Linked DNA regions of Homo sapiens: all the other regions are linked to region 1. A link is a loop called in an ENCODE intact Hi-C map of the cell type or tissue named here. Cell type or tissue: endothelial cell of umbilical vein. All regions are shown on one strand. Each heading gives the region's core, and the rest is flanking DNA. Links, peaks and the distances in the headings are about the cores only.

Evidence for each region. A loop is a pair of places that touch in the nucleus more often than their neighbours do. Peaks named below come from ENCODE experiments on the same cell type or tissue, not always from the same donor. Only the 100,000 strongest peaks of a DNase experiment are listed, where the experiment ranks them.
Region 2: a loop joins it to region 1, with 4 times the contacts of the local background. A loop is called at or near these places in 2 of 110 quality-filtered maps.
Region 3: a loop joins it to region 1, with 3 times the contacts of the local background. A loop is called at or near these places in 3 of 110 quality-filtered maps.
Region 4: it touches region 1 in a loop (3-fold over the local background); 4 of 110 quality-filtered maps call a loop at or near these places.

The regions. Positions count from the first base shown.
Region 1 is chr13:44,966,906-44,974,757 of GRCh38, reverse strand. The region is part of intron 5 of NUFIP1 (nuclear FMR1 interacting protein 1); the gene reads left to right. Among named protein-coding and RNA genes, the nearest start is that of NUFIP1, 19 kb to the left of the region's middle. RefSeq lists a silencer at 1,330-1,624. In endothelial cell of umbilical vein, for the core only: a CTCF peak has its summit at 4,711 (motif pointing right); a DNase peak (open chromatin) is centred at 4,737; H3K27ac peaks cover 1,210 bases.
Region 2 is chr13:44,880,761-44,888,612 of GRCh38, reverse strand. LOC105370187 (a long non-coding RNA gene) reads left to right here. Exons shown (of 4, transcript XR_941934.4): 3 at 446-593. Among named protein-coding and RNA genes, the nearest start is that of TRE-TTC2-1, 33 kb to the left of the region's middle. In endothelial cell of umbilical vein, for the core only: no CTCF peak of the experiment used is centred there; a DNase peak (open chromatin) is centred at 4,072; H3K27ac peaks cover 1,638 bases.
Region 3 is chr13:44,751,896-44,759,747 of GRCh38, reverse strand. No RefSeq gene overlaps it. Among named protein-coding and RNA genes, the nearest start is that of LINC00330, 54 kb to the left of the region's middle. In endothelial cell of umbilical vein, for the core only: no CTCF peak of the experiment used is centred there; DNase peaks (open chromatin) are centred at 3,137 and 3,667; H3K27ac peaks cover 2,513 bases.
Region 4 is chr13:44,706,266-44,714,117 of GRCh38, reverse strand. The region is part of intron 2 of LOC105370185 (a long non-coding RNA gene); the gene reads left to right. Among named protein-coding and RNA genes, the nearest start is that of LINC00407, 70 kb to the right of the region's middle. RefSeq lists an enhancer at 1-171. In endothelial cell of umbilical vein, for the core only: no CTCF peak of the experiment used is centred there; a DNase peak (open chromatin) is centred at 3,297; H3K27ac peaks cover 2,082 bases.

The DNA.
Region 1 (7,852 bases), core at 1,866-6,865:
CAACCAAGTGATACCCTTGGTATCTACAAAAATAAAAAGTTAGCCAGGTGCAGCGGTGGGCACTTGTAGTCCAAGCCTCTCAGGAGACCGAGGCAGGAAGATCCCTTGAGCCCAGGAGTTTGAGGTTGCAGTGGGCTGTGATTACGCCACTGCGCTGCAGCTTGGGTAACAGAGCGAAACCTTGTCTCAAAAAAACAAAACAAAACAAATTTCCAGTGCCCTTCACCTTCATGCAGTTTCAGCCACTTACTTTCATGACCACATCCTGGATTCTAAAGTTGGACATACTCCTCTTTCCATCCGTCCAGCTCACTGTGATCTCTACCAGGGCTTGGAATAGTTGAGGCTTCCCATCCTCTTTACCTTGTTTTTCTTTTATCTTCCTTCTTCCTTCACTTCCTACCCAGCCTATTTCACTTCGGCTGCTCTTGTCGATATCTCAGCTTCCTTCTTCCATTATCCTCCATTGCACTCATCTGGCAAAATCCCAGCTCTGGCTCAGTTGCTACATCCTGTTCAAGAAAACCACACAATTGAAATGTAGTCTGCAAGTGAACACTTGGGCAGTGCTATCTGACTTAAGGAGTTGACTTGACCAAAGAGAAGTTTAGGGTATTTTCTTTGTATTTGTTGTTTTGTGGTGCAAAATTAGATGTTCAATATGCATATGTTTCTTAGTTATGTAGATGACTGTGTAGTGTAAAATTTAAAAGTTTGTTAAACTGATTTTATTTTTAATCAGCTGAAATGCCTATGAGAATAAAACTCCATAGAACTGGAAACCAGAATCCTATAATGTGGGCTTAACTTGTCTTTTCTGATTATTTCCATATTATTTGCTTATAGGGGCTTTTTGTCTCAGTCAAACTTGTTATTTATCATATCTCATACAGGGTTTGTGAACTTTCGCCCTTTTAGTTTTGTTCGTGCTGCTGCTTCTAGAAGATCTTACCTACTCCATCTTTAAAGTTCTGCTCATTGCTCTTAGCTCATCTGAAATCCATCCACTTTTGGGTATATTTTTTCTCATCTGCCTAGAGAAATGTCTTGCCCTTCTTTGAATATGGTATCTCCTTTCTGCCTCTTTAGCACAGATATCCTTTATTATGACCCTGTTGGTGAACTTCTTTGCATATGTGTCTTTTATTCTTGAATTAAGTGTGAGCTCTGAAATGTAAGAACCAACTTTTACCTGGCTGCTTCTATCCCATAGTGCCATAGTTATAGGGAATGCTTATAAATGTTAGTGTGTGTAAATGGTGCTTGAAGATATTTTTCTTATGGGTATAATTCTGTTTTGGTACACACAAGTAAGTGGTTGGAGAAGTCTTACTGAGACTTGTATTTATAAATCATGTTTGAGCTGTATCTTTGTTGTTTTTAGAGAAATTGGGCAGAAATATTTTGATATGATTAATAATTATGCTTGGAAATTATAGTGTAACTAATAGTACTTAAACTGCTGTGGTTTTGAACATTAAATTCTCACTACATAGGGTAGGGTAGACCATCACTGGGACAAACCAAATTCATCCGTATTTTAAAGTATTAATGGCTTTTCCCTACACGAATGTGAACTATGCCCCCTTGTGGTTTCGTGAATAAATGATTAAAGGAAAAAATTTCCACTGGCTAGAGAAACTTTGGAAACATTAATATTTGAAGATGAAAACTAGCATAGGCAGCATGTATTTATTTAAAGTTCCTGATAGAAGACTAGTTTGATTTTCTAATGTTAGCAAGAAATCTCAGCAACCTTTGAATATATGTTAACAGACATTTTGCTTATCTTTGCATAACTTCTTGACAATAGTTTAGTTTGAAAATTAGAGGTAAACATTCAGTATTTGAAAGGACAAAGATTTTGCTATATGTGGCTGAGTTCACCAAAACAAACACTAGTAACTTCTTGCCTTTAAGGTTCTCACTGTAGTGTGAAATGAATAAATACACATGAGGTGGCCATAAGACTACAAGTAACTGAAGCATTAATTTTAGCTATGTAGGGATAATCCTGACTGGTCAAGGGATATTTGAGTTTTTGGAGGGGAGGGCCGTCTATTTGTTTTTCAAGACTTCCTATAAGAGGCCTCCCTCCCCCAGTTTATCTTAATGTATATTGTACATATAGTGAAATTCACCCTTTTTAGTGGATAGTTCTGACAAATATATACTGTCATATAAATACCACCAGAATCAAGATATAGAACAGTGTTTCTTCACCTGGAAAAATTGCCTTATGCCCTGATGGCAGCCTCCCCTCCACCCACTGGCAACCACTGATTTATTTTTTGTTCTTATATTCATACTTTTGCAGCAACATCATATAAATGGAATCATACAGTATGTGGCCTTTTTAGTCTGACTCACTTATTTTTAGTCTGCATTTGAAAGTTATCCATGTTGTTGCATGTAGCAGTTGTTTGTTTTTTATTGCCGAGTATTACTCTTTTCCATAGTATGGATGTATATCAGTTTGTTTATCCGTTCTCAGTTGAGTGTTGTTTCCAGTATTTAGCCTTTATATAAAGTCTTCATAAACATTCACGTATAGGTTTTTGTTTTGAATATAGGGTTTTATTTGACTTGGATAAATATCCAGGAGTGAGATTGGTTGGTCATGTGGTAAGCATATGTTTAACTTTATGAGAAACTGCCAAACTGTGTAGGAGGATAGTTTTAAATCAAGATAAGCCTATTTGAGCATGGAAAGTATTCAGATAAAAGGAGATGGTAGGGTGCAGTGGTGCTTGCATTAGCTAGTCATGCTCTAGGAAATGGAATGGCAACCTTACTACCATGGCTTAGTGCAAAGAGGTGTCATTTTCCCAAGGTTAAAAAAAAAATAAATCCAGGGCTGCTGTTGCTGCATGACAGTACCATGGACGTAGGCTGTCTCTTGTTGCACCGGAGTAGGCGGCTCTCCTCTTGCCTGTCACCAGAATGTTCTTGCATATGCAAATATTAAGCCACAGAATAGGCAGAAAGAAGAGAAAAAGACAAAAGGTACACGTAGCCTAGTTTCCCCCCTTTTCACTGGGAAAACAGTAGCTTTGTTTTTATTTCCAACCAGGAGATAATTTATATAGATCTCATTGGCTAGAAGTGGGCTGCTTGACCACCTTCAGTGGCAGTGGAGTTGATGGGATGCCTGAAACAAAATTGTTAAGGAATGGGGGAGAATAGTCAGTGTTTGCTTTAGTTCTTGGTGGCACAGTGGAATTTCAAAACTATAAGTGAATTTTGGAAGCGGCTCTGTCCTTCTGAATAAAGGATTGGTTTGAGCAAGCATTTAATAGGCTTGCTGGTGGCTCTTTTTATGTAGGACAGGTGGGGGCTGAGGGGATAGAGTCTAGCTCTGGTTTCCAGAGGTATGCTATGACAGCAGGCAGAAGTGCCTTGGAAGAGGAATGGGCAAAATCTGTTGAGGGAATAAGTGAGGTTATAGGTTTGTGAAATTTAGAGGTGTTTAAAGAGAATGAGGAAATGGGGTGAAGATGGCAATTTTGGATGAAGTTTATTTATACCTGTGATGTTGCTTTGTTTAGTAAGTGCTCTGAAAATTCTTTGGGCACTGGGTGAGTTCATCTGAGGTTCTTCCATAGTTTGTTTCTCAGGTTCTTGCTCTTTAATATATTCTGAAGAGTTCATATATATTTTTTCTGTATGTATATTTTATTAGAGGATATGGGAAATACTGCTTTTCTTTTGGTATGTTTGATAGATTTCTCAAAAATGCATAAATACTATCCCCACTAGCAATTTTTTAAAAACCTATTATGGGCCGGGCGTGGTGGCTCACACCTGTAATCCCAGCCCTTTGGGAGGCCAAGGCAGGCAGATCACTTGGGGTCAGGAGTTTGAGACCAGCCTGGCCAACATGGCGAAACCCTATCTCTACTAAAAATAAAAAAAATTAGCTGGGCATCGTGGCACGCACCTGTAATCCCAGATACTTGGGAGGCTGAGGCAGGAGAATTGCTTGAACCCAGAAGGCAGAGACTGCAGTGAGCCAAGGTCGTGCCACTGTACTCCAGCCTGGGCAACAGAGTGAGACTGTCTCAATAAAAAAACAACAAACAAAAAAACCCTGTTACAAAAATATACTTACTTTCTACATTCCTGTCATTCTCAATTTTTAAAAAATATTACTTGAACTCCTAAAAAGAGTAAGTTCCACATTGGTGTGGCAGAATAGTCCTTATTTCATGAATTTGATCTTTGTGTGAGAGCTACATTCTTTCCGATGAAGCCACTATATTCTTTGACATGCAGGAAAAATAAGGTCTTTATGTAGTTGCTCTGTTAGGAAAAGCTTGTGAAAGATTTCACAGAGTAAGAATTTTAAAGCTTAAAGAAAACTGAAGGTTTGCTTGGCATATGGCTTCCTTATCTTTGACAAAAGTACATCTTTGTCCTTACTTCTACATCTCTGTATTTTTCAGGTTAGTCAGACTCAGGGGTACCGAGTGTATTTAATTTAATAACTTTTAAGGCTTTCCATTAATAGCCTTTCCCCTACCTCCCCAAAAAAGCCACCAAAAAAAGTTATTCTTTCTTAATTCCTGTCCTATGTAGTACCAATGCTGTATGATTTGGCTTTAGGGAAAATGAGTGGTAGAGGTTTGTTTCCAAAACCTTGCTTTTATTATAGAAACAGTGGAACATTTTTCACAGCAGACTGGGAGTCCACTAGGTGGAGTAGTTTTACAATTTATTTCAACGCTTACTGTGGCTCTGAGGAAATCCTTTTGTTTCCCTGGTTCATGCAGAATTCCAACACAGGAGATCTGCTCTAAAGAATGCTGTATCTTTTTGATGTTCAGAAAGAAAAGTACAATAGTGTAGCTTGTGTGGAAGCAGTTGTGGTTTAATGAGAGTGGGAAGAGTAACTATGTTTTATAGAACAGGCAGAGGGGAAAAGCCAATAAATGGGTCGTGATTTGAGCATAAGGAAAAAATTGGAGAGAATAATGTGACCAGAATGGTCTGTGCTAAGATAATGGTTAGGACGGTTTGCCCATGTGTTGGCTCTGTAGTGCTTAAAGATTGTCACTGGAGGCATAAGGTATAGGCAATGAGGAAGGTGAAGAAGAGGTAAAAAATGAAAGAAGAGAGGAAGGAAAAGAGCATAGTTTCAGGACCATTTCCTCTTAGTGAACTGAGGAAAGATAGAAGTACAGGGAGAAAATGATTTTAGTAGATAAAAATATAGAAAAACCAACTGTGAAAATTTCCCTTGTCACGGTCTTTATAACTTCATATTATCCATTCTCTAACAGGAGATATTGGACTAAGCTTTACATGTATGTAACTGCAATGTAAGACATAATTTATGTTTTTTCAATAGTCTTTGGATTTGTTATTTCTTGTACTTTAGGAACCTGAACTCCTTCATCAGAACTCCTTTTTTTTCGTTATTCATTTATCTCAGCTTCATGTTGGTGGAGTGGGGCTTCCTACTGTTGTTTATGTGTGTAATTAGGTCTTGTGTTTCTGATTTTTCTTTTTTGCGATAATGTGCTTTTTAGCAACCATTTTTCTCTCTAGTTTTAAATATCTGGATTCTGTGTAAATAAGAATGTAATAAATTTTGGAAGAGGATTTTATTGATTTCAGCACCAAGAAAAATAAAATCTTACAACTTTTTAAAACTCTAATCTTACTTTTAGGAACATGATACTTAATTTTAGGAAGACAAGTTTCCTTACCTTTAGGAACATGATATTTAATTTTAGGAAGTTAAGTTTCTTTACCTTTAGGAACATGATACTGCAGTCTGCCTGAAAGAGAAAATTAGCTGTTTTAAAAGGCTTCCATCAAAGGAGTTTCTACACATCACATCTTTGATGTTTCACTTAGGGAACTCTTTCTTATATCTTACCTAAAATCCACTTGCTATAACAAGTTTAAATTCTTTACCAATGAAAAGCAGTTACCTAGCATCTGCTCTCTGGTACGTAGTACACTGTAGTGCCAAATTTTATCATGTAACATATAGCCCAACATGGTAAGAGTCTGCAATACTCTGCAAAAATGTTGAAGAAACTTAAGTAATAAGTAAATTTGAGAATTGTGGAGGGTGTTGAGTAGCTGTGAGTTACATGTCTCGCCACTGTGAGGCCTGTAAAAATCATTACTGTTTTTCTCATTTCTACTTCTGCATATTCTCTTCAGTTTGAGAACAACTGGACCATCCTCTCTGTAAAACTATTTTTATTGTCGCTTCTCATCTTCTTTTAAAGGTTGCAAATAGTTCCTTTCATCTTTCTTTGGAGGTTTTATTTTTCATCCTATTAATCATCTTTGAGTCTCTTCTGAATCCCTTCCAAGTCTTTTTTTTTTTTTTTTCTTCTCAGTGTTCCTTTAGTTTAGAAGTACAGAACTGGACACAGTGCCCTGAGATTATCTGACTGCTTTTGAGTATCCTGGAGGAAGATTTCACACTCGTACAAGTGCCAGAGTCTACTTCTTATAACCTTAGATTATGTTTGCTTTCGAAAAATGTAGTCATGTATTGCTGACTGTCAGATTTTTATCTCCTATGACCTTGATCTTTTCCTTTTATGTTTATTTATAGTTTGTACATTAATCATCTTTTTTTATGGAGTCTATTTTTCTTGACTGGATATATATTGCTTCACACTGTCCTCATTGAAATTCATTACATTTTTTTTCTGATTACTTAACCACTTACCCAATGTCATTTCCATTCCTGTCTTTCAGTATGGCCCACCCATAGGCTTTATATATTGTCTGTGCTATTCAAGTCAGTGTTGCAAATGTTAAAAAAAAAAAGGCAGAAGGTAGAGAAGTGTCCTAGAAGCAATGGCAGAACACATTTGTTGATGTTTCTCCAAACTTACTCTGATCAGCAGCCAGACGGGGTAGTAGAGAGCTGTGTTCCCTTCCTTCTATGTTTTTTATACTCCTAGAATCTATTGCCCTCTTCCTGAAAGTTTGGTGTCTGCATCTCCACACAGCTGTGCAGAGAAACAAAGAAAGCAGTTCATCTGGCACACTTCTGTCAGATTTCATCTTAATCACTGCTTTGTACATATCTCTCCCTGTTCATAACTTTCTGTGGCTCTCTATCACCTGCTGAATTAAATATAAACTTTCTAGTTTGGTATTCAAGACACATTTTGGCCTGAGTCTCCCTTTCCAGTCTGATTGCCTGTAACTGTGTTTCATACCATATTAACTACTTGTCATTGTCCAGATATCTCTTTCACTTTTTTTTTTTCTGTGAGACAGAGTCTTTCTGTGTCGCCCAGGCTGAAGTGCAGTGGCGTGATCTCAGCTCACTGCAACCTCCACCTCCTGGGTTCAAGCAATTCTCTTGTCTCAGCCTCCTGAGTAGCTGGGATTACAGGCATCCGCCACCATGCCCAGCTAATTTTTTTTATTTTTAATAGGATGGGGTTTCACTGTGTTGGCCAGGCTGGTCTCGAACTCCTGACCTCCCAAAGTGCTGGGATTACAGACGTGAGCCACCACACCCGGCCTCTTTCACTTTCTGAAGTCTTGGTTTGTTTGCATTGTTTGGCCTACTTAACATACTCTGATTTCTGTTACCATTTAAGACCAATTTCTTTCATTTCTTTTCTTTATGGATTTTTCCAATTAGATATAGTCTTTCCATTCCACCCCTACCCCCCAGTCTTTATACCCTCTTGGGTACTTTTGTCTTATGTTATCACTATTTGTGTGCTTTTCTTATCTTCCTGGTAGACAGTATATTTTTTATTTTATTTTATTTATTTATTTATTTATTTATGTTTTGAGGGGGAGTCTTGCTCTGTCACCTAGGCTGGAGTGCAGCGGCACGATCTCAGGTCACTGCAACCTC
Region 2 (7,852 bases), core at 1,129-6,128, 85 kb after region 1:
ACTCTGGGAATTTGGGAAAGCTTTTTAACATCTCCAGGTGTCAGGAACTTCATCTATAAAAGGGACAATAACTTCTGTCTGCCATTTGTGGTTTAAGAACCTATGGGTCTATGGAATTTTTCCATATCTTATTCCACATTTTGAAGATCTAATTTCATCCCATAGCTCACTTGTAGGAAATTTTGGTTCTGCCACTTGCTAGCTATAAAAACTCTGGAGAATTCACTTAACCTTTCTAAATCTACTTTTCCATTTTGGTGAATTGTGACTAATTTCTCCTTTGCAGGACTGTTATAGATATTAACTGGGATCACGTATGTGAAAAAGAACTCAGCAAAGTATTTGGCTCTTAGAAAGAGACTCAAGACATGTTAGATATTCTTATTCTTCTTATTATTAAATGTGAAATTAAAGTCAATTTTCTATTTTGTGTTTTCCCTAAAAGCAAATTTTCCAGAAACACTGACATGGAAACAGGATCTTTCTTCTCCTACTGTTTGTTCCTCGACTACAGTTATAATCCTCTATTTGTGACATCATAATTAGTTGCCACTGGAGAAGACGATCGTGTCACAAAAGGATTAGGACCTAAGGTGAGATGACAGGAGCGACGACCACTTTAAAGTTGCTGCTGCTGCTGTTGCTTTGCATGATTGATGGTATTTTCTCATCCAGCTGCCCTAAAGTGGCAGCTGCTTAAAGAAAGATGGTGATACAAAGGTCTTGCAAAGAGTATAAGATCTGAGTCTGAAGAACTTTCCAGTCTCAGGCCTTTACAAATATTATGCCATAATGAATGTTGATTAGAAACATTAGTATATAAGTATGGAAATAACCATGCAGTGGTGTGATCAGCAATTCATGTATTCGTTCATCTGTGCCCACCCAGAGAGCTGGACTATTAGCAGTCCCTCTGGAGCATTAATCACATCATATGTGAATTGCAGAATCACTTAGGGTGCAGTACTCGAGGCTTATAGATGAACTCAGTTTAAGAGGAAACCTTGGGAATGGTATAAGGATCAAAGGCCTGGGAGTCTGTGTATTCAATTCCAATTCTAGCTCTGCCATTAACTAGCTGTGTCCTTGGACAATTTTTGGAAATTCTCTGTATACTTATTCCTCACTTGTGTAACAAGGGGGCTGGCCTAGACTCATCCATCACTAGATGCCCCTTAGGTCCTTTCTGGTCATGATTTCTGTGCAGCTATGGCTGCCTATTCATATCTCAGCTGAACTGGTTTGTTTAGGTCAAGTGCTCTGCTTATTAGTCTTGGAAACCTTGATTCTAACAATGAAACGAAAATAGTCCTGTGAGAACACCCTGTGCAAAGGAACAACAGGGATTAGAGAGCAGTAAACAAAGCGTTTCCCTACAGGCGGCACATCTGAGCTCAGAGATCATACATGAAGGCTTAGCTACTGGAACAGAGGATAAATAACTTCAACACATATTGATTGAGTGACTGAATTGCTAGGGCATCTGATGATAAAGAACTCAAACCAAAGCCTCTCTCCAGCCCCTGCCCTCAAGTAGCTTGATTATCTAACACACACACACACACACACACACACACACACACACACACACACACACTCTCTCTCTCTCTCTCTCTTTCTCTCACTCACAATAATGAATAGACATGATACTTCCACAAACACTGACTTAGCATGGAAGACACTCACCAGGTCATTCAAGGGCACCAAGGTGGAAAATGTCCCCATCCTCAAGAAACTCAGGTAAGGCAAATACCTAAAAAATGATTTTAAAAAGGTAGAGATGAGAGCAAAAAATAATAATTATTGAAGGTATTATTGCATAATACCTTACTAAAACCTTTTTTTTTTTTTTTGAGATGGAGTCTCACTCTGTTGCCAGGCTGGAGTGCAGTGGCGCGATCTCGGCTCACTGCAACCTCCACCTCCCGGGTTCAAGCGATTCTCCCTCCTCAGCCTCCCGAGTAGCTGGGACTGCAGGTGCCCTCCACCACGCCCAGCTAATTTTTGTATTTTTAGTAGAGATGGGGTTTCACCATTTTGGCCAGGATGGTCTCAATCTCTTGATCTCATGATCCACCCACCTTGGCCTCCCAAAGTGCTGGGATTACAGGTGTGAGCCACCGTGCCTGGCCTAAACACTTTCATATATAGTCTACATACTCTCTCCTGGGTGGCTTTTAGGACATTCCTTATGGTTTTAATCTCCCCTCTCTGGCCATTACTTCTCAATCTCCTTTGAGGGATCCTTGCCTCAGCTTAGCCCTGAAATATGGTCTGCAACTTACCCAAGACTACATTCCTGGTTGGCCTCATGCACACTCATGGCCTCAACTGTCACTTATCCGATGACAATGATTCTTGCTGGAAGGAAGCTCCATGAGGTCAGAAATCTTGCCTATTGTGTTGATCCATTTATCTTCAGCACTTAGCAGAATGTCTTGTCTATAGTCAGCTTTTAAAAGTATTATTGCTGACCAAATCTGTATTTCTATTTTTACTTTTTGAAGAGACAGGGTCTCACTATGTTGCCAGGCTGATCTTGAACTACTGGCCTCAAGCAGTCCTCCTGCCTCAGCCTCCCAAAGTGCTGGGATGACAGGGCATGAGCCACCACACCTAGCTAATTAAAAATTTCTTTTGTAGAGGTGGAGTCTTGCCATGTGGTACAGGCTGGTCTTGAACTATTGGCCTCCAGGTATGAACCACCATACCCAGCCCAGTATGTATATATTTTTATAAGCAGCTTAAAGTGGCCAGGCACGGTGGCTCATGCCTGTAATCCCAGCATTTTGGGAGGCCAAGGTGGGTGGAACACCCGAGGTCAGATGTTTGAGACCAGTCTGGCCAACATGGTGAAACCCCTTCTCTACTAAAAATACAAAAATCACCTGGGTGTGGTGGTACCTGCCTGTAATCCCAGCTGCTCGGGAGGCTGAGGCAGGAGAATTGTTTGAACCCAGGAGGCAGAGGTTGCAGTGAGCCCAAGTTGTGCCACATGGCACTCCAGCCTGGGCAGCAGAGTGAGACTCCATCTCATAAACAAACAAAAAACAGTTTAAAGTACCACCTTATAGGGTGGTAAATAATATATACACACTATGTTATTCTTAAATATTTTGATTACAAGGGAAAGAAAACTCAAACAGGCTTACATAAAAAGGAGGATGTATTGGCTCATGCAGTTGGGCAGCGCTAGGATTATTTTGACTTCAGGCACAGTCAGATATATAGCACAGACATGGTTATTAACTATCTTTCTTTTTTGTTTGTTTGTCTGTTTGTTTGTTTTTGAGACAGAGTCTTACTCTGTCACCATGACTGGAGTACAGTGGTGCGATCTTGGCTCACTGCAGCTTCCACCTCCCAGGCTCAGGCAATCCACCTGCCTCAGCCTCCCAAGTAGCTGGGGTTACAGGTGTGCACCACCACGCTCGACTAATTTTTTGTACTTTTTAATAGAGATGGGGTTTCGCCATGTTGGCCAGGCTGGTCTTGAACTCCCAGTCTCAAGTGATTCATCTGCCTCGGCCTCCCAAGGTGCTGGAATTACAGGCATAAGTCACCGTACCCGGCCCATTAAGTCGTTTTCTTGTTCATTATCTCTTGACTCTGAACTCCTCTGTCAAATTGGAGATCTCACCTTTGCTAGTAATTTCAAATATATAAGCAATCTGACGGCACAGGGGAAACCAGCATGAGGCAGACTGCACTTTCCATGATGGCCCCAGCAAGCTCTCCCATCCCATGTGCCCTTCTCATTGTGTGACACTGTCACCTTTCCCTCAAGAGGTGAGGTCCATGTTGCCTTCGATTGCACCTGGGTGGGCATGTGAACACAACAGAAGTGGCACTAGATGACATTCGGGTCTAGGTCGTAAAAGGTGATATGGCTTCTGCCTGTTCCTCTTGGGATTTGCAGTCTTGGAGTCCAGCCACTATGCTGTGGGGAAGCAAAGAAAGCTGTGGAGAGGCCACGTGGGGAGGAATGCCATCCTTAGCATGGGCTGAGCTCCCAGGCAGCACCCATCTCCAGACATGCGAGTGAACAGGACTTCCGGCAATTCCAGCCCCAGCCACTGAGTCACTTCCAGTTTCTCAGTGTTTCCAGGGGAGGCCTCAGACACTATGGAGCAAAGAAAATCTGACCCAGCTGTGCCCTGTCCAAATTCCTGACCCATAGAGAATACAAGAGAGAATAAAACGATGTTGTTTAAACCATTAAATTTTGAAGAAATTTGTTACACAGCAATAGATAACTGAATACAGAGAGAGCTGTGAGATATCCCATGTGGTTCCCCAGGTCCTTCTTTCCTGTATGAGACATACTTTCTGGCTGAGAGCAATAAGATGAGGTCTCTAAGTAATGTTTGTGTTCATCTTACACAGCAAGGAGTGTTTATATTATGAGACATCTCCATTTTCTTCCAAGATTGTTGCTGAGCTTATGTGCCATTTTCAATTTTTATGTGCCTCATTTATCCATCGATTCTACATTTGTTTACCATAAGCAGTTCTAGGCCAAGGAAATCTTGCTAACAACATTCCATAAATAAGGACTTTTCTTCTTGAAACTATTTATCAAGAGGTCAGTTATCAGCATATTTACAAATAAATTAGACCAGGTCATTTGTCCTCTTTCCCTACAAATCCCCCTAGTGATTGAGAGGAAAATGGATCATAGGCCAGATGTTTGAACCCGCTCCACCTCCTCTCCTCCTTCATTCCATTTTCAGCAATCTCCACTGATGGAGGCAAGATGGCTGCCATGGGCACCAGTCCCACAATCTATCTCTTAGTAGACCACTGAGGAAAGAGGATGCCTCTCTCTCATTCTTCCAGAAAAGGCCCCAGTGTAGCTCTGATGGCTCTGATTGACCTTTAGAACTGGTTCTACTTAATCAGTTCTACTTAAACTACATGGATTAAGAAAAATTAGGATGTTATAAGAAGGGAGAATAAATGTTGGATTTGAAAAAATAAAATTAATAGCTGACAGATATATGTATATATAGGTGGGTATATATACATATATAGGTGTGTGTGTATCTATATCTATATCTATATGTGTCTTCCTTCTTAGGAGGCACTTCAGTCTATTCTCCATCTTGTTGCTAGAAAGAGATTTCTTTCTTTCTTTTTTTTTTTTTTGGGACAAAGTCTTGCTCTGTTGCCCAGGCTGGAGTGCAGTGGCACGATCTCAGCTCCCTGCAACCTCTGCCTCCCAGGTTCAAGCGATTCTCCTTCCTCAGCCTCCCAAGTAGCTGGGACTACAGGTGTGCGCCACCATGCCTGGCTAATTTTTTTGTATTTTTAGTAGAGATGGGGTTTCACCATATTGGCCAGGCTGGTCTCAAACTCCTGACGTGGTGATCCGCCTGCCTCAGCCTCCCAAAGTGCTGGGATTACAGGTGTGAGCCACCGTGCCCGACCTAGAAAGAGATTTCTAAAATGCAAGACTAAATGTTCTGTACATCAGCATCTCTGTGATAGAGAGCATATCTTGTTCATTGTAAAGTCAGAGTAATACTAGTGATGTAACAAATAATCCCACATATTTCAGTAGCTTAGCACAGCGGAAATCCATTTCTCAATCACATAATAGGCCCATGCAGATATTCTGGGTTGGTGGGTGATTTTCCCTTCCTTGGTGATCTGGGGACTCTGGCTCCTACTCTGTGGCTTTTCCATGCCTTGCTGCTTTGGAGTCCTCTGTATCCAGCCAGTGGATAAGGGAAGAGGGGGTAGGGCAGCCACACTTCTTAACACTTATTCTCAGGAATGACACACATCACTTTTACTCACTTACCTTTGTTGAGAAATGGCCACGTGGCCCCATCTAATGCAAGGAGGATGGGAGATGTAGTTCCTGGTCTGGAAGCCAGCTCCCAGGGACAACTTTATTAAAAGGGGAGATAAAATTTGGTGATCAGTAAGCTGTCCCTGATGTATTCAGCTCCTAACTCAGTGTCTGGCACCAAGGGGATGTTTGGGAAGTCTGTGGAGTTAATGAGTTTGTCTGAGCCTTAGGTAACCATAAAGTACCAGGGCAAGTGAAAAGATTTAGTATATGAGAAAGTGTTTGGCAAATACCAGATGAGGTCCCTGGAGTGGGCATGAAAGGCTGAGCAGGAATTGCACTTTAGCTGATCGTGAAGGAAAGAGAGTATTTGTGGGTATGGCAGGTGGTCCCAGGATCGCAGTGAAATGTCTCTTCTGCTGCCTCCATCTCCTGGCAAAGCTCCCTGTCCTATGTCGTGTGCTAGGGAGAAGCGTCCTCCTTTCAGAGGCCTCTGGGGGAAAGTGAAATTTAATTGTAGTTCTTTGAAACATTTCTGGGATTAGATAAAAGATGGGGAAAAGATCATTTCAGCACCCTCAAGGGTTTCTAGTCATGCAAGGGGTAAAGTCTTGAATATGCTTTTAATGGAAACTGTCCCTTTTTAAGAGAAGTCTACCTGAATGGGCTGTTTAATTGAGAGGCTATGGCTGGAAGCAGTCATTGCTGCCCTGTTTAAGGATTCAAAGACTGTCTTCATGGTAGGCAGAGGTATATCTTTGCAGCCAATGTTTCCTTTGGGAAACGGCTTCTTTCTGCCTGTGGACTCACACTGTGGCTTGTCTGCAAACACTGCTGTGGTTCTTGTGGAGCTGTGTATATTAGGTCCAACTTCGCTGTTTGCTGGAAGGAGGAGCAGAGACCCCAAGCGCATAGGAAGAGCAGGCTGGCATCACCTTGGCCTCGTGCTGGAGAAGGGACCACACAGACTTGGTCTGGGCTCAGCAAATCTCAACTCTTTAAGATGGAATAACCTAGAGTTTAAGACATATCAAAAGTGTAAACATAGTTGCTGACCCGGGTAGTTTTATGGAGGGAGGTATTCCTTCGAGAGAATTCATCTAGCTATACCTTATGATTTGTGCAATTTTCTATATGAATGTTATGTATCAATAAAACATTTGAAAATGAAAAGGCAAGGAGCTGTCCATTCTTTGGGTAATTTGGGAGATAGAGCTACATCCCCATTCCCTCGCCCCCCACACTGCATGGGTATAGCCTCCCCTGATACAGCTCCTGGGCATGGGGTGGAACACTTCCACCGAAGGGTATGGACTTGCACATTGTCATCTCTGGGAAGTTCTGAGACTGGAAAGAGGAGCTTGCTAAGCAGGCCTTTTATGGGGTGAGAGGAAATTCTCCCTCTCTCTAAACCTCATGGCCCTGGGCCCTGGGAAATTTTGGTAATACGAATTGGTGGCTTTGACTTGGGTAGAAAAGGATCTTGTAGATGAATGCTCATTAATCCTTTAAAAAATGGATGCTTATTTGATAAACATAAAATATAAACATTCCATTTAAGTGGAAGGAGTGGTCTGAACCAATAACCAGAGACTGGAAGACTGAGGTGTGCCGGGAACTGAGTGTAGGCTGGCTTAGCTGCATTGAAGCTTGGTGTGGACTCTTGGAGCTACATCTCTAGAAAGGGCATGTTGCTGTGCTCTCCCGTTCCCATTCTCAGCCCCGTTGTATTGTAATCATCTATTTGTCAGTATCTTCCTCTAGACACTAAGTTTGCAGAGGGCAGGCACTAAGGCTTTGTGTTGTCTTAATTTTATTTTTAAAATCAGATGGGGTTTCACCATATTGCCCAGGCTGGTCTTGAACTCCTGAGCTCAAGCGATCCTCCCATCTCAGCCTCCCAAAGGGCTGGGATTAGAGGCATGAGCCACTGTGCCCGGTTGACACTCAGTCTTTGACTTTCAGCACAGCTCTTGGGCTTAGGAAGTGCTCAGTGAGTGTCTGTTAAACAAATGCCTGCCTCTTTATGTGCACCTATCTCGGGACGTGTGTTCC
Region 3 (7,852 bases), core at 1,225-6,224, 210 kb after region 1:
TCTTACTCCAGTAAGACAGCCAATGACTTGATTCCTCCTTCCTCCCTATCCCTCTTCCACTTCCCCGATCCCACTCCCAGCCTTTTACCCCATAGTTTCCCAGTCAGCCCTTCTCCAGTGGGCTTTTACTTTTAATTTGGCAGCTTGCTCTCTGATTCTCCTTTGCCTTCCATAAAGAAACCATGACTAAACCATTAGCACTCCATTCTCCTCCCAGTGTCAACCTGCACCTGGGCCTTGTCTTTCACTTCTGCTAGTGCCAGTGGTATTCACTCCAGTTAATTTCTCAGGGTGACTCCATTCCCGAGCCCTGGCTATTTTACCTACCCTCCCTGTCACCTGTCCACCCTTGAAATTCATTCTTCTGATGTAGCACGAACTGGGCTTAATGCAGATCCCTGCTTGTCTTCCCTAAGCGGCACGCCCCTTCTCCCTTACAGGGCCCTGAACAGCAGCGAGAAACACAGAAAGCTTTGGGCAGTTTGTTCTTGCTGATCTATTGTATTAGAGGGTGGGACCAGGAGTAAAGCAGAAATAGCTGGGAACAGTGAAACCTGTATCTAAATAAATAAGCCAACGGCTAAGCTAACGATATTCCATCTCTCATGCGGAGTCACAGTTGGCCAGTGAATATTAGTTTACTTTTACTTGCTGCGTACTCACTGGTGGAGAATGAGCAAGGCTTGGGTTGAGGAGATGTAGGCAGAGGGGAACATAAAGGCAAAGGGGGTGGAGAATCTATAAACCAGACAGACAGGCCTTAACTATGCTGTGTTGTGCTCATTTCCTGGCCCTGCTGAATCATCCCACCGCCACACAGGGTGAGCCAGAAAATCTGAAATCTGAAAATCGTTCTCTGCCTCTGCCTCTGCTCTGTTCTGTGTTTGGCTTTCTTGTCTGTATCACTTCTGTGATGTATATGTTGTGATATCCTAGGAGGTAATGATATGGCTATTATTGTTCCCTAGCAACCCTGCTTTCTAGAGAAAAATCAAAACACACACGTTTTGCTCCTCAATCTGACCTATTCCAATCAGTGTTAACTTTGCCCTGAGCCCTCTCCTTTGTGTGCACACACCCACTCACACATCCAATGTGCTGACCTCCCATCTCTGTGCTACGTTCTGGTTAATAACTTAAAATCTGAATATTATGATCTCTTTTCTCCATAGGCTATGAGTTAAGAGTTTGTGATAGTGAGTCTCATCAAGATGCTTATGGCTAGTTCAGAATGATTACAAATAAGAATACACTAAGGAGATCTAAACACCAGGCTATGCAAATGAGACATCTATTACCCCTTAGGAGATTTTTTTTTTCTGTTTCTCTAAAATAGAAAGCCTGGTTCTTTACTCTGGCCAGTTAGTTCTTTACTCTGTTCTTTACTCAGTTCTTTACTCTGGCCATACAAAGAATGTATGCCTTATAGATTAACTTTGATCTTTACCTACAGTTAAAATGATGAGAATTTCAAAATATGTTGAAAGGAAATACAAGAAAAGGTATAGAACACAGATGCCTAAGAGCTATGCGCCCTGCCAACTCCATTTGCCTAATCATAGCACAGTTGAGTGGAGACCTCTAACTACTCATTCATCCATTTCCTATGCCAGATATGGGAGAAACAGCAGTGTAGAAAGAAACAAGACAGGGACCCTCCCTACCCTCATGGAAAGTAGGGTCTAGTGAGGAGACAGACTTCAATAAACAAGAATAAATAATATATAAGACTGCAATTCCATGGGCGATAAATGCTTTGTTGCTAGGAAGAAAAACTATAAGGCTCTGTGATGGTGTACGATACATCCACAGGCTGGAGTATCAGGGAAGATGCTATTTATGCAAGAGATGTCAAGGATATGGTGCCGGGGGAAGATGGGGAACAGAGTGGGAAGCAGAGAGAGCACAGCCTACAGGTTTGCCAGAGCAAATAGTGATGGTGGAGGCTGTATTGCATAGTGATTATAAATTATAATCACCCTGGCAGAAATTTAAAACACTTTAATTCCTTTTGGGAGTTTATGATAAACAAATTTGGTAGGTATGGGTCTAATTAATAACAGTTATAATGACAACACTAACACTTATTAAATGCTTACTTATACATCAGAGGTATCAACTGTCACCCTCATGGTTATAGTCCCTGAGTACGCTAGACAGCAGTCCCCAGCTCCTAGCTCCTTTATTTATTTATTTATTTATTTATTTTTGATAGGGTTTCACTCTGTCACCTAGGCTGGAGTGCAGTGGTGCAACCTCAGCTCACTGCAACCTTCACCTCTTGGGTTCAAGCGATTCTTGTGCCTCAGCCTCCTGAGTAGCTGGGATTACAGGCACCTGCCACCACGCCCAGCTAATTTTTGTATTTTTAGTAGAGAGGGGGTTTCACCATGTTGGCCAGGCTGGTCTCCAACTCCTGACCTCAAGTGATCTGCCCTCCTTGGCCTCCCAAAGTGCTGGGATTACAGGCGTGAGCCACTGTGCCCGGCCCCACCTCCTTTACTCTGCTTTTCTTTTCTCTATAGTACTTACCACTATTTGACATTTTATATGTCCTTGTTTGCTTGTTTATTGTCTATCTCTCTGATTAGAATGTAGCCTCCCTGAAGGCAGGTACTTCAGCCTGTTTTGTTTACTACTGTTTTCCCCAGAGCTGAAAACAGTGCCTGGCACAAACTTGGCGCTCAAGAAATAAAGATTTGTTAAATGAATGCACAGCTATTATTCAGTTAGTCTGCACAGCATCCTTATGAAATAGGTACTATTTTCCCTATTTTACAGATGAGCAAATTGGCAACAAGAAGTTAGGTAACTTTCCCAAAGTCACGCTGGCAGTGGAGTGGTAGAATCAGGATCCAAACCCAGGCAGTGTGACTCTGGAGACTTGCATGGCAGGGATATCTGCAAGATGGAAATAGCTGTGAAGAGAGTGCACCAGTTTGATTTACAGCTTTTATTTTATTCAAAAGTATTCTGTTTAAAGACTTCAGAAAAGTAATCCAGTTTGGTATTGCAGTTGGAAATATTACTGATTTTATAAAACAGAGATCACCGAGCAACTGATATGTAAGGACTATCTCGGTGATAAGAAGCATTGTGCCAACCCAGGGAAGTTGCAATCCAAATAAGATAAGGAAATCCTGAGTCATAAAACACTTTCAGATCCTGTAATATAATTTATAGCCAGTGTTCCTGGAATATTCCTTTACAAGTGACATTTTAGAAACTCAGTCTGGTTACTAGGGATATGAAATAAGGAGTATGGAAACATGGTTTACTCTTTTGACTTTTTCAGCGGAATTAAAAACTTAACAAGCCTCCACTGGATGAGTCCATGCATCATGCATTAGACAAATTCAATCTTGATGTGCTGCTTCTTGCCATATCTCCTATGAATCTGTGCAGAAATTATTTCAGCCACTGAGATATGACTCTCTTCTGAGGCCATTCTGACGGTTCTCTCCTTTTTACTGATGACTTTTCAGCAATGTAACTGTCTATAGTTTGCTTTTTCCTTGATAAGAATGGCTTTATCCTTGTGTATGTATGTATGGAGTTGCCAAAGAAAGGAATTTGCTTTTGATCTCAGAAACTTCAGCTTTTCCTTTCTGCCCACATATCCCTGAGTCACTCAGCAATCTTTAACCTCTTTTTCTAATGAGTCTATTTAGGTGGTTTGGCATTTGTTTTGTTCTTTTTTGACCACATACCATGTCAGAATTGGTGAGCAATACCCGGTCCTTTCACACGTCTGTCTTTATGCTGTCTTTCTGGGTCTATCTCGGTGTCTTTCGCCTGTCCCCATCCTTTCTCCGTCTCAGATATACTACACGTTCTCTTGCACACATGCACACATTTAGATTTACAAGAAGTTATGTATTTAGAAAGGGTATGTACAACTGTCAAAACTCATCAAACTGAACTCTGAAAATCTGTACAATTTATTAATATAAATTTTACCTCAAAAAAAAAAAAAAAGAATAGCTGGGCATGGTGATGTGTGACGGTAGTCCCAGCTACTCAGGAGGCTGAGGCAGAAGGATCACTTGATCTTTGGGGTTCCAGACTGCAGTGAACTCTGATCATGCCACAGCATTACAGCCTGGACAACAGAGCAAGATCCAGTCTCCTAAAAATAAATAAATAAATAATAAAAAATAATAAAAAAGAAGTTTTTTTTGTGTACAAATTTGAGTTAAATTTAAGGAGAGGTCAAGCATCTCTTGAGTGGATTTGTGTATTGATTACTGCTTCTGTACTATTGTTGGGCAAAAGAAGCAAAACAAGACAATGCTTGTTGTTTTGAGAAACATCGTAAGCAACCATTTTCATAGATAAGTGTTCGAGTTTTAATTTTCATAATTTCTCCATATATAATTAGAGACATTGGAAGCCTATTACCACCAGGAAATTAAAAACTTCAGCGTGTTTTCATTGCAATGAGGAGTCAAAGACTGCACAAGGATTCTAGCCAACACCTTCTCATGGGATGCCCAAGACAAGTAATTCTGTTGCTCTCATCCTCAGCCTTCTTATCTAAAAAAGAGGGTAACATCTGTCCTGCTTACTTCACAAGGTTGTTATTATGAGGATAATTAAACTGAACTCAAGTAAACAAATATTTAGTGGGCACCTACTACCCTTCATGGAATTTATGGACCAGCATAGGAGGAAAGTAGATACAGTTCACAATAGAAAGTATCACATTGGCCAAGTGCGGTGGCTCACACCTGTAATCCCAACACTTTGGGAGGCTGAGGTGGATGCATCACTTGAAGTCAGGAGTCCAAGACCAGCCTGGCCAACATGGTGAAACCCTGTTTCTACTAAAAATACAAAAATTAGCCAGGCATGGTGGTGTGCACCTGTATTCCCAGCTACTCAGGAGGCTGAGGCAACAGAATCCCTTGAACGTGGGAGGCGGAGTTGCAGTGACCCGAGATCACGCCATTGCACTGCAGCCTGGGTGACAGAGTGAGACTCTGTCTCAAAAAATAGAAAGTTTCACATCATCTAGGTGACAGGGAAGCAGAGTGATCCAGACACAAGTAAAGGGAACGTGAATTCTGGCTGGTGCCATCGGGGAAGGGATCATGGAAGTGGAAGCATCTGAGTAAGACCTTGAAGGAGGATTCTTTAGAAGGGGAGCTTTCCAAACAGAGGGACAACAAGAGCCAAGCGCAGAGACAGGACACCATGAGAACTCAGTGGAAGTCTATGAACTGTAAAGCACTCTTCACTTACAAAATACTGCTTGTTACCTCTACTGGAGCCACCACTCACTCTTCCCAACAGCCATGGCCCTACTAGGTAATAAGATAACAGTGATTCAGAGCTAAGGCCGGCCTACCTGCATACAGAATTTGGGAGTAGGCAAGACTGACTTCATGGCATCTCCTGTCTCAAAGGAGGTGATGGAACATCGCAAGTCCAGCTCGGAGGAATGAACATCAACCAAAGATTAGCAGTTCAATACTCTTTCCATCTCCCAACTTCTTTTCCAACTCCCCCTCAGTTAGCTCCTTTCTGTGCATTACCACCGCAACTCTCTTCCCTTTAAAGAATCAAGGATAGCCCTTGATTTTTATTACAGCCAACCAGGGATCAAAATCCTGGTTATGTAGATTTCTAGCTATTTGATAAGAAGCAGCTTTGTTTAATCTATATAAGACTTAAACTTTACATATGTAACCTGGGAATGAAAATAAGAGCAGTCACTTCATAGAATTGCTGAGAAGATTAAGTAAGATAGTGTACCTGGTATATAGCACTCAAAATGTTATTTATGATTATCATCTAGAGCAGGGGTTGCCAAACTATGGCTCATGGGCCAAATCCAGCCACGTCCATTCATTTCTGTATTGCCTAAGTAGTTTTCTGCTGCAATGGTAGAATCAAAGACTTGTGACATAGGTGGTGTGACCCGCAAAGCTGAAATACTTAATATCAGGCCCTCTTGTAGAAAAAGTTTGCTAACCTCTGATCTAAAGAGAGAAGAAGAGAAACCTGCTTATGTTACATTTACAACCAGTTACAGGGTTTTGTCCTCAGGCTTACCCGTGACTTTATCTCCTTTCTGTTGGTTATTGGTATCTTATGATACATGGTATGTACCCTTCAGTAATGGAGAAGTCCTCACATAGATCTTCACATCTGAGTACCATGGAGAACACTGAAGTCTCCTTCTATATTCCCAGAGTCTAGTATTAATAGATAAGGACACATAGCAAATGACGGATGACAAATTCTGGCTCTGATTAGCGAGACCATAGTCTCAAATGGCAACTGCAGAGTACTCCTAAGATGAAAGGGAATTTAACATGTTATGAGGCGGTGAAACAACTGTGACTCAGTCACTGAGCAGAAGGAAGCAACAATATGGAAAAGTAGGCAAACCATGGTGAACTGTTTGAAATTCCTGCTAACCTCCCACTGTGCCCCTTAAATTAAGGGCCCAGTAGAGCCTACTTCAATTCCATTTAAATATCTTTCTTTTCTGCCAGGTACTGTGGCCCACACCTGTAATCCCAACAATGTGGGAGGCTGAGGTGGGAGGATTGATTGAGGCCAGGAATATTGAGACCCCATCTCCACAAAAAAATAAAAAATAAAATAAAACTTTCACTTCAAGATTTCTAGCATTATTGCTATTATGAGATGTACAGAAACCTAGGTAGATTGGGACTGTGCATCCAGACAGTATTTCTAGAATTTTATTATTTGTACATTGGGGAAAACACTGGGCTTGTGTTTAAGAAATATTGTCATATTCTAGATGGGACTGTAGAGGCATTTCACCTCACCTCTCTGGGCCTCCATTTCCTGGCATACACAATCTCTTTGTTAGCTGTAAAATATTATTAAAGGGAGACATCCACGGACCTGTGTATGCGTGTGTATGTCGTTGTGTGATGGGGGTGTTCTGTAAGGGAAGTGACTGTGAGCTTTCTTTTGAACGTTAAATGCAATGAGAAAATACTCTAAAACAAGCTCTGGTTGCTACTATTTTCACCTACTATCCCCCAGGCCATCTGGATTGGTTCAGCTTGTTCAATCAAGGGAAGCATGTTTGGAACCTAGGCTCTCATGAAGGGAAAGCAAAAAACGTGTTCATTTCTTCACACCTTTGATTCAAATGTCTCTGTTCCTAAAATTATTGGCCCAGAGAATTATATCTTGTCAGTGTAAAGAGGTTTTTCTTAATTGCTAAAAAAAAAACACACACACACACACAACAAATAGTTATTCATTAAAAATGCCAACATTTGCTGAGCTGTCACTATGTTCCAAGTGCTGCAATAAGTGCTGGGGCCAGGAAGAATGGGCAGTCATTGTCCTGCGATGATCTCAGTTCCAACCTTGGAATACTCTTGGACAATTCCGTTCTGGTAACATGTTGTTTTATTTTCATCGCTAGCCACAACAGTGAAGGTCTTTGACCTCCCCTTACCGCATAACTCTTCCTCACAGGGTGCGCGTGTCCTGTTGATTCTCTCTCCTCTCCTGCTTTCCCTCTGCTTTTGGAGTTTCATTCTCAGGAAGGTACAAATGACTGTCAACAGTTCAGATTTTTCTTCCTGGTGTAATTGCATTATAGCAGAGTTCAACGCCTTCCCTATAGCACCTTTTCCTGCATAACCTGAATTTGGTCTTAGAACTCATCTGTCATTACCAGTCAATGGAGGTTTTATGAATTTTTTTTAGAGCCCTGAAAAATTAGATGATATAAGTAAGAGCCTACCCCTATTACATATAAGGTCTGAACTTAGCAAAAAGCATAGCCCAAAGGTGGCAATTTTCATGTGGAAATGTTCTTTATGAGAAAGAAAACCAGAGATGACATTTACTATGC
Region 4 (7,852 bases), core at 963-5,962, 260 kb after region 1:
ATTGATAGAAATGGTTTAGATGTCCTGAGATATGAAAGAGAATCCAGAGAGGAAGGTTCTGAGTGGATCTGAGACTCATCTGGGTTACTTGATCAGTAATAGCTCCAACAAAGTTGCCTCCTCCATCTGTCCTGGGACTGACCTTGTCAAAGCTACAGCAGAAAACAGGCTGTCTTCAGAAGTTCAGGGAGCTCACATTTAATTTGAATCCCTGCTTTGGTTATCATCAACCACACTTCTGGATTCTCTCAATTCTTGTAGCAAAAATATTTTTCTTAAAGGCATTTTAGCCCTTTTACTGAATAATTCAACAAAGTGCAATGGAACTCATACCGTCAACTCCTACGTTTCTCCTGTTTGGGGGAAACTTACATAGTTGACCTTTGAACAACACAGGGGTTAGGGGCCCCAACCCCATGTGAAGTTGAAAATAACTTTTGAGTCCCCCAAAACCTTACTAACAGCCTACTGTTGCCTGGAAGCCTTATGTGTAACAAAAAGTCAATTAACACATATTTTATATGTTATATGTATTATATACTGTTTTTTTTTTTTTTTTTTGAGACAGAGTTTTGCTCTGTTGCCCAGGCTGGAGTGCAATGGTGTGATCTTGGGTCACCGCAACCTCTGCTTCCCAGATTCAAGCGATTCTCCTACCTCAGCCTCCCAAGTAGCTGGGATTACAGGCATGTGCCACCAAGCCCGGCTAATCTTGTATTTTTAGTAGAGATGGGCTTTCTCCATGTTGGTCAGGCTGGTCTCGAACTCCCGACCTCAGGTGATCCGCCTGCCTTGGCCTCCCAAAGTGCTGGGATTATAGGTGTGAGCCACCGTGCCCAGCCTGTGTACCGTATTCTTACAACAAAGCAAGCTAGGGAAAAGAAAATGCTTTTAAGAAAATTATAAGGAAAAGAAAATATATTTACTCTTCTTCTTCTTTTTTTTTTTGAGACAGGGCCTTTTTCTGTCACCCAGGCTGGAGTGCAGTGGCGCAATCTCAGCTCACTGCAACCTTTCCCTCCCAGATTCAAGCTATTCTCGTGCCTCAGCCTCCTATGTAGCTGGGATTACAGGCGACAGCCACCAACGCCTAATTTTTGTATTTTTTAGTAGAGACAGGGTTTCTCCATGTTGCCCAGGCTGGTCTCGAACTCCTGGGTTCAAAGCAATCCACTTGCCTTGGCCTCCCAAAGTGCTGGGATTACAGGCGTGAGCCACTATACCCAGCCTATTTACTCTTCATTAAGTGGTAGTGGATCATCATAAAGGTCTTCATCCTCATCGTCTTCACATTAAGGAGGTAGAGGAGGAGGAAGAAGAGGGATTAGTCTTGCTGTCTCAGGGATGGCAGAGGTGAAAGAAAATCTGGGTATAAGTAGACTCACAAAGTTCACACCCATGTTGTTCAAGGGTCAACTGTCTCTAAAATAAAGTGTCTGTACCTAGTGGATACGCAAGACAATCTTTTGGAGCACAGTAAGAAAACATTTAAACTTAGATTTATTTTGATTTAAAATATGACAGAAGTTGGCCAGGCACAGTGGCTCATGCCTGTGTGCATGAGCACTTTGGGAAGCCAAGGTGGGTGATCACCTGAGGTTGGGAGTTCGAGACCAGCCTGGGCAACATGGTGAAACCCATGTCTACTAAAAATACAAAAAATTAGCTGGGCGTGGTGGCAGGCACCTGTAATCTCAGCTACTTGGGAGGCTGAGGCAGGAGAATTGCTTGAACCCGGGAAGCAGGGGTTGCAGTGAGCCGAGATCATGCCATTGCACTCCAGCCTGGGCCAAAAAGCAAAACTCTGTCTCAAAAAAATAAATAAATAAATGAAATAAATACGACAGAAGTTAAGCTTTACTAATAGTTAATCAATGGATTGGCACTGGTCTCCTCTCTCAGCCCACATGTCAGAAGGTTGAGTGTTCTGGATGATGGAGAAAGAAGCCTGAGGGCATCCCATGATTTGGCTGGAATAATAGCATCACTCTAATTTGATTGTTTTTAGTGTATTGGGACACAGTGCATTTGTGTATGGCAGGTTACATAGATTTATAGCTTTCATAATTTAGTTTTAATAAAGCTAAACTTGAAAAAATAGGTCAGTGACATGAAAATATTTTTTTCTAATGGAATCAGAGAGTAAAGCTAAGAACAAAGTTCTTACTTAGCCAGCATAAGTAAAACCACAAGAATATGGCACAGCAGACACCGCCTTTATTTGTCACATGAGGTAAAAATAAGGACAATCTAGTTCAGTCACATGGTCTCAACTAAAAATATTAGTGAGGGCAGAGTTATGGCTATTTTATTTTTATCTTATCCTTTTGAAAGTTCTATTTTTGTAAATATTTTTAACATACATAATATGTTAAAATGGCTTTATATGTACATAACTTTATAAAGAGATAAACATTTCATGAACTAGTGTTCTCAAACTTTTTTATTACTGGTGGCATGTGCAATCAAAACAGTACAGAGACCACTGCGAAAGAGAAGCAAACTAAAGCAAAAGAATATTCAACTGGCTGGGTGCAGTGGCTCACATCTGTGATCCCAGCACTTTGGGAGACCAAGGTGGGAGGATTGCTTGAGCCCAGGAGTTCAAGACCAGCCTGGGCAACATAGGGAGACCCCGTCTCTACAAAAAACTTAAAAATTAGCTGGGCATGATGGTATGTGCCTGTAGTCCAAGCTAGTTGGGAGGTGGAGGTAGGAGGATCACTTGAGCCTGGGAGGTCAGAGGCTGCAGTGAGCTGTGATCATGCCACTGCACTCTAGCCTAGGCAACCGAGCAAGACCCTATCTCAAAAAAAAAAAAAATTATTATTATTTCTCCAAATTCACAAAGCAAAAGAGTGAGAGCCAGATATAAGTTCTGGCTTGCTAGAGTCCCAACCACAGCCAGCTCCCACCTCTCAGGGGCTCTTTGATCTCCAAACTCCCACCTTCTTAAAATTTTTTTTCTAATATTACACAGTATGTGAATTAAACCCAAGATGTAGTAAAATAATGCTGTGGAAAGAATGAGAGTTCTGGGGTCAGCTGTAGGAATGTTGTCCAGGCCCTGCAATTTATCAGCCCTCTAACTCCCAGGGGTTTCGTTTACTCCTCTATCAAATGCAGGTGAATGACCTCATAGAGTTGCTGTGAGGATTACATGAATTAATAAATACGAAGTTTCCATCCTTCCCAGCCCTTGTGGCTATTATATTTTAATTCTAATTCATGAAATTTAACTCTAGAAAGTGAGTTTGGCCCAAATACTTCCATGAGTCAGGAGTCCTGTGGAAATGAATCATTTCCTCCATCCCCAACATACTCACATAGACAGCACCACCTCCACATCAACCTGAAACCTGAGACACTTTCACTTCAATTCTCCCCAGCCTATGACATCTGCACTGCAGTGCTCCCAGGACTCAACACTGAGCCCCTCTAGGATGCCTCACTCTGCCAAAGAGAATGTTCAGTTTCTTTTTTTTTTCTGGATGTAGTCTCACTCTGTCGCCTAGGCTGGAGCACAGTGGTGGGATCTACAGTGGTGGGATCTCGGCTCACTGCAACCTCTGCCTCCCAGGTTCAAGTGATTCTCCTGCCTCAGCCTCCCGAGTAACTGGGATTACAGACGCCCGCCACCACACCTAGCTAATTTTTGTATTTTTAGTAGAGAAGGAGTTTCACCATGTTGGCCAGGCTGGTCTTGAACTCCTGACCTCGTGATCTGCCTGCCTCGCTCCCCCAAAGTGCTGGGATTACAGGCGTGGGCCACCATGCCCCGCCTCAAGAATGTCCAGTTTCTATAACTCTCTTGGCAATACTAATGTACCATGTCACTAGGAGGCTAGATATGGAAGCCATGTTCCCTAGGGAGTCATATCAGAGTCTTGGAGTGGTGGTTTGGCAAAGTAGATCAATATAAAGGTGTAATTTTATTTTTATTTTTATTTATTTTTTTCATTTGTTTCTTTTTCTCTCTTTCTTTTTTTTGAGACAGAGTCTTGCTCTGTTGCCAGGCTGGAGTGCAGTGGCGTGATCTGGGCTCACTGCAACCTCTGACTCCCTGGTTCAAGCGAGTCTTCTGCCGAGTAGCTAGGATTACAGGCACGCACCACCACGCCCAGTTAATTTTTATATTTTTAGTAGAGATGGGGTTTCACCATGTTGGCCAGAATGGTCTCGATCTCTTGACCTCGTGATCTGCCCACCTTGGCCTCCCAAGTGTGCTGGGATTACAGGCATGAGCCACCGTGCCCAGCCTCATTTGTTGTATTTTTTTTAACTCAGCATCTAAAAGGGTATAATTTTATACTTAGAAAAAAGCTTGCATAATACAAACTACAAAAGGTAAAACTCAACAGGCCATGTTAACTGGTGAGGATATCCAGAAGAACCTGTGACTGTAATGGTGGGAGGTGGGAGGGAGTAGAGTTAGGGGAGCTCCTAAAGGAGGGAATTTCAGAAAAGGGTGAGTGTGAGAGTTTTATGTCTATAAAATGGGGACAAGGCTTAAAAACTAATGAGCAAGAGGACAGACAAAAGATTTGAAGAGACACTTCACCAAAGAAGACATTCAGGTGGAAAAAAAAGCATATAAATGGATGCTCAGCATCATTGGTCATTAGGGACATACACATTAAAATCATGAGGAGGTATCATGACACACCTTTTACAATGGCTTAAGAAAGAAGAACAAACTGAAAATACCAAGGATGATACCTCATACCTCGTTGGTGGGGATTCAAAATGGTCCAGTCATTTTGGAAAACAGTATGCCTACCATACAACACAGCAACCCCACTCCAAGGTATATACCATGTGAACTGGAAACTTATGTTTTCACAAAACCTATACATGGATGTTTATATTAGCTTAACTCATAATCAACCTAAACTGGAAACAGCCTAGATGTCCTTCAACTGGTGAATGGATAAACCATATCTATGCAATGAAATACTGCTCAGCAACAAAAAAGAATAAACGATTGATCTATACAACAACATAGATGAATCCAGAACCAAAGGGCTACATATTGTATGATTCCATTTATATTACATTATCAAAAATGCAAAAACTATAAGGACAGTTGCTGGGGGGTGAGGAGAGAAATTGACTACAAAGGACATAAAGGAATTTTGGGGGTGATGGAACTCTCCTGTATGTTACTATGATGGTGGATATACAACTTAATGCATTTGTCAAAAATCCATAGAACGATACAGGCCAAATAATGAATTTTACTCTATGGAAATTAAAAAAATATATAAACCAGGTTGTCGGAGGCCTAAGATGGAATGCATGCTGTGGCAAATGAATCCAGTGGTATCACAGACGAATGACACACCATGCTGAAGGGAGTGGGAGAAGAAAGGAGCCAACCTGAGGAACTCTGGAAAACAGCAGGTTTTTTTGGTTTTGTTTTGTTTTTTTGAGACAGAGCCTCACTCTGTCTCCCAAGCTGGAGTGCAGTGGTGTGATCTTGGCTCACTGCAACCACTGCATCCCAGGTTCAAGCGATTCTCCTGCCTCACCCTCCCAAATAGCTGGGATTACAGGTGCTCAACACCATGCCTGGCTAATTTTTTGTATTTTTAGTAGAGACAGGGTTTCACCATGTTGGCCAGGCTAGTCTTGAACTCCTGACCTCAGGTAATCTGCCTGCCTTGGCCTCCCAAAGTGCTGGGATTACAGGCGTGAGCCACTGTGCCTGGCCTCAAAACAGTGTTTTGAGTGGATACTGTAAGGCTAAAGACAAAAAAGAACTGGACACAAACACTATATTCTAGTAAGTAAATTTGTCTCTCACAGAGTATGAAGCAGCAATTTTGAAACGATCTGTATACTAGAGTTGAACAAATAAGGAACTGTATTGTAGATATTGTTAGCCAGGTTTCTTACTGGAGAAAGAAGTTACAAAAAAGCAAAGGAAGAATGCTAGAATAAAGCACCCTGTTCAGCTGGGTTGAGTGCGAGTTATCAGTATGAATTCATATGTGTTTTGTGTGTTTTTAATAAATATACAGATAGATCAGGGCTTTTCAACTTTGGCACTATGGACATTTGGGCTGGATTCTTCTTTGCTGGTGGGACCCCTCCTCTGCATTGTAGGATGGTTAACAGCATCCCTGGCCTCTACACAGTAGATACTAGTAATATCTTCCCTTTGAGTTGTGATGCCCCAAAATGTCTCCATAGATTGCCAAATATCCCCTGGGGGTGGGCAAAATTGCTCCAGGTTAGGATCTACTGAGGTAGAGATATACAGAAGTAAATACAGATGTGCATGTCTGCCTGGGTTAGTATACAAACAATATTTCCTAGCTCTGTTCCCTGAAAGGACCTAGAAATGGTGACACTCCAGTACTAATGAGTCACCTCCCACCCAGATCTTGGTTTCTAAATACCATTCTCCAATAAAAGGAAATAGGGCTCCTTAAAAAAGTGGTTGATTCCAGGACAGGAAAAATACAAAATAAGCCTGAAGCATCTTGTGGTACAATAAAAATAAGGAAGCTCAAAAAAAACAGGATGAGGGCTTGTTGAAACCTAAAAGAACTTGGACTAACCAAAGCTGGAACAATTTGAGCAACAATATCCATGAGTCTATAGTGATGTAAATGAATAAATGGAAGAGAAGGACAATTGTTCCTTCCAGAATTCAAATTACTCAATGTAGAAGAAACAAAGGAGGCTGGGCGCAGTAGCTCACGCCTGTAATCCCAGCACTTTGGGAGGTCGAGGCAGGCGGATCACGAGGTCAGGAGATGGAGACTATCCTCGCTAACACGGTGAAACCCGTCTCTACTAAAAATACAAAAAATTAGCCGGACGTGGTGTGGGCGCCTGTAGTCCCAGCTACTCAGGAGGCTGAGGCGGGAGAATGGCGTGAACCCGGGAGGCGGAGCTTGCAGTGAGCCGAGATTGCGCCACTGCACTCCATCCAGCCTGGGCGACAGAGCGAGACTCTGCCTCAAAAAAAAAAAAAAAAAAAAAAAGGAAATCATTAAAACTATTAGAACACCACGGTAATCATTGCAACAGACAAGAACCACTTATGAATGTTAAACAGGTGGGTGAGAGTTTAAGAAGAAACAGGATGTTAGGGAAACCCGGCAGATGTCACCTTAATCAAATAATCACTGTTAACATCACTGGTAATAAGACATACTGATATTATGTATCCCCTGGTACAATCCCCTGACAAGAGACCCCACCTGTGGTATTCTTCCCCCAAGTCTATAGCCCCAAACTAATCAGGAGAATATATCAAACAAACCCAAATTGAGGGACATTCTCCAACATCCCTGATTTGTAGTCTTCAAAACTGTCAAGGTCACAAAATACAAGGAAAGACCAAGAAACTGTAACAGACTAAAAGAGACTAAGGAGACATGCCAGCTAGTTACAATGTGGGTGCTGGAACAGAAAAAGGAGATTAGCAGGCGGGACGTGGTGACTCAGCCTATAATCCCAGCACTTTGGGAGGCCAAGGCGGGTGGATCACCTGAGGTCAGGAGTTCAAGACCAGCCTGGCCAACATGGTGAAACTCCATTTCTACTAAAAATAAAAAAATTAGCTGGGTATGGTGGCGTGTGCCTGTAGTTCCAGCTACTTGGGAGGCTGAGGCAGGAGAATCACTTGAATGGGAGGCAGAGGTTGCAGTGAGCTGAGATTGTGCCATTGCACTCCAGCCTGGACAACAGAGTGAGATACTGCCTCAAAAAAAAAAAAAAAAAAAGAAAAGAAAAAGGAAATTAGCAAAAAAAATTGGGAAAACCTAATTAGAATCCATAGTTTAGTTAACAATATTGAAGCAATGTTAATTTTTAAATTTTGCTAATTGCATCATGG